Regions from separate parts of the Mus musculus genome. Here region 2 is linked to region 1. A link is a contact called in ENCODE Hi-C or POLR2A ChIA-PET data. All regions are on one chromosome and are shown on one strand. The core of a region is the stretch at or near the end of the contact, and the rest is flanking DNA. Distances in the headings are between cores, read along the strand shown. Region 1 overlaps Pdzd2 (PDZ domain containing 2). Region 2 overlaps Pdzd2 (PDZ domain containing 2).

What was found. A loop is a pair of places that touch in the nucleus more often than their neighbours do. ChIA-PET counts read pairs that join two places held with the same protein, here RNA polymerase II (POLR2A).
Region 2: a map of left cerebral cortex shows a loop between it and region 1 (2.2-fold over the local background). The contact joins two enhancer-like sites. A Hi-C loop is called at or near these places in 3 of 37 maps with a recorded cell type or tissue (gastrocnemius, heart and left cerebral cortex). POLR2A ChIA-PET finds 5 or more read pairs at or near these places in 1 of 5 experiments (embryonic stem cell).

The regions. Positions count from the first base shown.
Region 1 is chr15:12,374,377-12,377,664 of GRCm38, forward strand. Pdzd2 (PDZ domain containing 2) reads right to left here. Exons shown (of 26, transcript NM_001081064.2): 21 at 1-2,004. Among named protein-coding and RNA genes, the nearest start is that of Golph3, 55 kb to the left of the region's middle. Within about 2 kb of position 1,368, at least 2 of the 3 ENCODE cell types and tissues checked have a DNase peak (open chromatin) inside an H3K27ac peak, as active enhancers do; they include gastrocnemius and heart, where a contact is called at or near this core.
Region 2 is chr15:12,501,038-12,504,198 of GRCm38, forward strand. The region is part of intron 3 of Pdzd2 (PDZ domain containing 2); the gene reads right to left. Among named protein-coding and RNA genes, the nearest start is that of Gm52211, 11 kb to the left of the region's middle. Within about 2 kb of position 1,306, at least 2 of the 3 ENCODE cell types and tissues checked have a DNase peak (open chromatin) inside an H3K27ac peak, as active enhancers do; they include gastrocnemius and heart, where a contact is called at or near this core.

The sequences.
Region 1 (3,288 bases), core at 118-2,617:
GCTCCTCTTGGTCAGCTATGTGGAGCCTGTGTGACACTGCCTTAGAAAGCATTTTATGGGCAGCCTGGGGTGAAGGCAAGGACTTCCTGTGGTCGGTCCTGCCGCCCTTAGCGGGACTGGCCACAGGTGCCTCCGGACTGGCTTTGCTTTTGCTGTTCAGCCTCTTAAGCTTCGGGCTGCCCTTGGGCTTCTGACAGTTACTTAGTGTTTCCACTGGGCTTTTAGGGGATAGGTCCTTATTTTCTTGACTCTTCTGCCGGGGAGGTGGACTCTTAGGCACAGCCATTCCCTTTCTGTGGCTGGGGTTCACCGTGTTGCCTTTCGAGCCAGGACTCATAGCCAGCATTGAGGGTTGTTCCTTCTCAGATTTGCTCTGCAGATGTGCGCCTTGGCTGTCTTTATTTATGTCTTTAAACCAGGTCATGATAGGCCTCCTGGAGGTCGTTTTTGGTTTCTGTAGCAAGCCGTCCAGGTTGCCGCCCTTGGCAATGTGTAGGTTTGCCAAAACGGCCTCTCCATTCTTAGGGCCCTCGGCCCCCAGGGCATACACACTGCTCATGACATGAGAGGCATCTGCTCCTTTGTCTGGGGTTCCCTCATCCAGCAGGTCCTGTCCCAAACCATTTACCATATCTGGGTTCCTGAGCACAAATGGCGGGTTTCCACAAGGTCTGGTCGTTTGAGAAGGCTGGCTGTCTCCCACGACTGAGCCGGTGCTGCTGACCGCCAAGGTTTCCTCTGCGCACCCGGGCATGTGGCTCCGTGAAGTCTGTACGCCCGCCCAAGTCTCATGCTCCAGAGAGCTTACATCCAGGAAGGAAAATGGCTGGGAAGAGCCCGGGATGCAAGTGTTCGAGGCTCCTGTCATGAAGCAGGCTTTCTCGCAGGCGTCCCCCACCGGCTCCCTCACAGTCTGCTGTACCGAGGGAACTGCGCCGCCTGCAGCCTGGGCAGGAGCTTGGGCAGGCACTGGGGTCTCAGGACAACCACCTGGGGCACAGATTTCTATTTGCTCGTCCTCAGACTCACTGCTACCTTCCTTACGGGAGGACTCATGAGATGGAGGAGCTGGCCAGTTGTTCCTGGCCGCTGCTCGTGGATCTTCAACAAGAGACTCGGGGTCTGAAGACGAGTCTTCAGCATCGCCATACATGGACGAGGGCGAAGGTTCCGAGACGCCGTCTTCGTGGAAACTGCTAAAATTTCTGGAGTAGTTGTTCAGAAAGTTTTTGTTCCCAGCCAACTGTTTGTCAGGATGGACGGAATCCAGAACGGAAGGCTGGAAGGTCCACTGAGGGGGTGGGGGTGAGCCTGTGCCTCCGGTCTTCCCATGGTGGGAACTGCCACCCCCAGCTCCCCCTGGTGGCTGACTCTCAAAAATGTCCTGGTGAGTCCTGCAGTCTGCTCTCTGAGGAGACTGAGAAAGCCACGCCTCCGGGGCTTCCCCAATGAACTTGTCAATGTCTGTCACCGGGCTCTCTGTGCTCCCCGACAGGGTCCCATCAGTAGTCACTGGCACAGAGGGACCGGCGTGTGACAACTTTCCAGATGCTGACGCTGTTTCTTCAAGCAGAGCCCTATCTTTCAAGCTTGTAGGTACGCAGTGTCCTGGAGTTTCCAGGGCCTTGCTGGGACCCGAGGGGTCTCGGCTCCTTTCCTGACCCAGGAGGGAGGGATGAGGGATGGCCGTAGCTCGTGTCTCTCCTATGCTCATGGGGACAGCTGCTCTCCTGGTGCTGGGAGTGCTGTCCCCAGGGCCAGCCCAAGTCCTGCTGGAGTCGGGAAGAGCTGAGGCCTTCTCCCTGGGAGACAGGCTTCTCTGGCTGGCTGGCTTCATTTTAGATACGCCCTGGGACTCAGGCTCCGAGGTCCCGGGAGACACAGGCTGGCTGAGGCTCTCAGGTTGGAGGACTTGCTCGGTGACTGCAGGAGTCTCGCTGGAGTCAGGACGAACTTCCCTGCTCTTCCCTGGGGAAGGGGGATGGTCTGAGGACCCATCCCATCCTGTATAGGGTAGGGGAGAGGAAAGGGAAGTGTAAGCAAACGGGAACCCTCTAGAAGTTCTGCAAACATAAGCCATCTCAATACTGTTTCTCAGAAGTCCACAGCCTGCATCTAGACCTTTGGTTTTTTTCTCTCTCCAATTGTAGAGCGCTCAGATCTAGGAACCACCACCCTGCTTTAATGGCCTTAAAGTAACTGGGACAAGCAGAATGGACATTTAAACTTGCCCATTTCCCTCTTTGTTTGCTTTCAGATAGGAGACACCAGAAATCTTCTGCCTGGGTTTCTTTACCCAAATGTCTCTGCCGTCAGCAGTTCTGGAAAGACAGACACCGTTGGTTGTATTCCTTAGCTTTGGCCTAGACTGGGCAGAGGCTTCGTGTCTTACCTCATTCCAGCATCTATTTATCTGACTATGAGTGACTCGGACTGTACCAAGAAACAGTTCAACCTCCAAACCACAGGGAGGCTTGCTTTTTTTTTTTTTTTTTTTTTTTTGCGCTGCACAGGAGACGGAGCCGACGCTCCAGGTGGGGCCCTTGTTGGTACTGAGCTTCAGCTCGGCTTTGAAGTGACTTGTCCAAACAGGGGATCTGAAAGCCAGTTATTCCAGGAAGCCTTAACGGTAGAGGAAGCTTGAGAGGGGCTCATGAGGGACGGATTGCTCCGAGTGGGGAGGAGAACACCAGGCTGAAAGCACAGAGGCACAAAAGAGCACACAGCTCCGAGAAGCAGGGACCGTTGGAAGGGGGGCAGTTGGGGGGGGCATGGCATGTCACTCAGGGCAGGTGCTGAGAGCCGCTCTGTCCTAGGGTGTCTCCTCAGAAAGCCCAGTAGCATGCACTGCACTCTCTTGGGCTAATATCACTTTGACAAGTGACCCACAAAAGGTCTTCGTATGAGCAGTGTTACCCCAAATGTTAAGTATATGTCCTCAAAGCTTTATAATTATTAATTGGTTTTAAATACAGAGTCTTGGGGCTGGAGAGATGGCTCAGTGGTTAAGAGCACTGACTGCTTTTTCAAAGGTCCCGAGTTCAAATCCCAGCAACTACATGGTGGCTCACAACTATCTGTAATGGGATCTAATGACCTCTTTTGGTGTGTCTGAAGACAGCAACAGTGTACTCATATAAATAAAATAAATCTATTAAAATGTTTTTAAAAAAAGAGAGTGTCTTGAGTATCCCAGGCTAACCTTGAACTCACTATATACCAGAGGGCGACCTTGCGATAACCATTGAGCCATCTTACTGGCCCTGCTCACATGACACTTTGATATTG
Region 2 (3,161 bases), core at 56-2,555, 130 kb after region 1:
TATCAGAGTGTTTCTTCCTCAAGTGGAGAAGGGTGGAGGAAGCTCTTGGAAGAAATCTCTCGAAAGCCACTACCACTCAGTGACTTGTTTGAGCTCAAAGCTCTACTTTCCAGGTACTTATCGCCTTTACCAGGAAGAATCCCCTAGCATCACAGATGCGTCTCTGGTTGTGGGAACTTGACTCACAAACCTGCAGCCTTCTGATGCTGCTGAGGAAGTTGGGTCGTGTACGTAAACCTCTTTCCCGGGGCCTCCAAACAATCAGGTTTTTGTTTCTCCCCCTTCCTTCCCACAAGAAGAATTGCTAGAAAGAAATGGAGGCGATTTCTCATGGGAATGAGTCGAGAGTGACTTCCAGGTCTTAAACCTTATCTAAAGTAGCTAGAAAACAAAGGGCCGAGTAGTGTGCCTGCTGCCCAGAAACAATACAAATTCAGGCAATTAAAGGCTGCCAAGACCTGAACCTGCTGGTATTCCTAATCCTTGGGAGAAGGGTGGGCACTAGGATCAGGCCACTCTGGTTTGTAATCAACTAAGAAAGTGGGTACCCAGGTATGGTGGGGCACCACTGCAATGCCAGCCATTCTTGAAGCTGACCCCGAAGGACCAGGCTCAGTAGCAGCCTGGGCAAGACCATGAATGCAAGGCCAGCGGAAGCTACATAGCAACACTGTCTCAAAAAGCAACAAAATACCAACCAAAGAAATATGTGGGCCTTCAGCAGTTATCAGCGCTGGAGGCATTCATTGCAAATGTAATAGGAGGCAAATAACTCTGGGGGGGGGGCGGGCTTGTTTGGGAAGGAGCAGTCAGAAGCGTTAAGGAACGTAGGAGGGGTCAGCAGCGTTAAGGAAGGGCATTTATTAAAAATATGCACTTGATGCTTTATTTTACCTTGACTGTAACTTCTCTAGAAAAAAAAAGTGAGCTTTACCAAATGACTACAAGGAATTGTAGGAACCTCTGCTTATTAGTAACTATGAAGCCTTCTGAGACAGAGGACAGTGTATTTGCCAAGCCTGGCTTCAGTACTGTAATAACATGGTCGTGGTCACAGGGTGTGCACTGATCAAGTGACGCTATAGTGGTGCGGACTGTCCACATCTCAGTCTCCTCTCTGCCATTCCAGAGTGTGGACATCACTAGCCAGACTACACATGGCTCTCCTGGCTCCAGAAGTTCCCGGCTTAATTGAAAGCGACAACAGGGAAAGAAACGGAACTTTGAGTGCGTAGCAGTGTTAAAGGACTCAGAAGTCAGTGTTGAGCAGTTCCCAGAGGGGCTGCCAGCTCTAATCAGGCCACTGGGTACTTGACGAGGGCGGAACAGAATCACACATCACCCGGGATTTCCCCGGAAGAGAGACATGAAACACTCGCCCAGAGTTGCACAGAGAGGCATCTAATCACCTCCTGGGTCAGTCCATCATCAATAGCTGGGCTGGAAGAGAGCTGCGTCTTCCTTCTCAGGAGAAAAATGAACCAGGTCCTGTTTCCTCTTTTACTGATGAAGGCAAAGAGGAAAAAAAGGTGTAAAGAATAAAGTGGCTGTAAAATTAAGAACAGAAGCCCCAGCTGGCAGAGTTTGCTTCTACTTAACAAGCTGGGGGTGAAACGGTACCTCAGTGGCTAGGAGCACCTGTCGCTCTCGTAGAGGACCTGGGTTTGATTCCCAATACTGGACAGTTCACAATTACTTTTAAGGCCAGTTCCGGGGCCTCTGAGGGCGCCGGCACACACACGTGGTGAGCATGCATACATACATGTAGGCATTTACGCATCCACCACCTCTAAGTACCAGAGAAGCATGGGTGTCATTGTACACGCCAGCTGTAATATAGGAGGAAGAATTCTAAAGCATCCAGAATGCCGCCCATGACATCAGACGCTTCTCTCTGTGTCTCGACTTCCTTTGCTTCTCACCCAGATAACCACGGGAGGCTGGCATTTCCACCTGAGTGTATTAGTGACACATTCTGCTCAAGGCTGCCTTTCCTTTCCTTCCTTTCCTCTAAGGACCTCCCGCCCCTCCCTCCTGGGCACCTCTACTCTAAGCTCTTAAGAAAACTTTCTGCCATTTCTCTTGTCTTTCTGTATGTTCTCCAGTGTGAGCGATGTTATTTCCTGTCTTCCCTAACTCCTAGCAGCCATGGGTTTATAATATGCTCTACCTGGCTGGCGCCAGGCACAATCACACACACACACACACCTACTCCAGTCCTGCGGCCCTGAGGGTTTCCCTGGATCCTAAGAGATCCTGACTATGGCTACCTAGTGTTTGGACCCCAGTTTCCCTTGCCACCTCCACCTGGTAGCCTCTACTTTCCACAGAGGCTGCGGTGCCCCCCTCCCCATCCGAGTGTTGGCACCAGGCTTCACCAGTGCCTTCGAACCCTTGCTAGCGCGTGGCACCCATATCTGCCACAATTCCATGGAGTTTACAAACACACAAATGAGACCACATCTGCTACGGGTGCCAATTCACACAGAGCCGTCTGCGAATTCTGATAGACACTCTGATAAGAGGCTCAAATCTATTTCCCACTCCCATAAGCTGACCACAACAAGCCTGCAGCCCCTCTGTTCCTCAAACCCCTGGACACAAACTTTTAACTTTTTTTTTCCCCTATAAGGAGATCTCCTTATAACCCTGGACTACCCTGGTACTCGATCGGTAGACTACTCCAGCCTTGAACTCACAGAGATCCACCTGCCTCCATTTCCAGAGCACTGTCATTAAAGGCACGCACTGCCGCCACCACCCAGCTGAATGAAATATTTAGTCCACCAATACCCAAGGGAGCCCTCAGGAAAACAACTGAGCGCGTTCAGGTCACAGTCTTGCAAAAGTGACCCTCTTCTCATCACAACAAGCCCAGTCTAAAAATAGACGTAGCTGGCTTAAGACATCCCAAGGTCTCAGAAGGCAAACACCACCACACCTAGCTCACATGGCCATGATTGCTGAGCTGGGACAGCCTGCGCCCCCAGGGTATGAGGCAACACAAGGAAAAACAGGTGTGCACACTCAGCTCAGGCTCTAAGGCAATTGAGGACCCAGTGGGAGGAGAAGTTGGGCCTCTTCATCTGACTGAGGACTCGCAAAGGCGTTCTCCCAGGACTGATAAGACAGTGTTATTATACCATGGTAGGCGACACAGA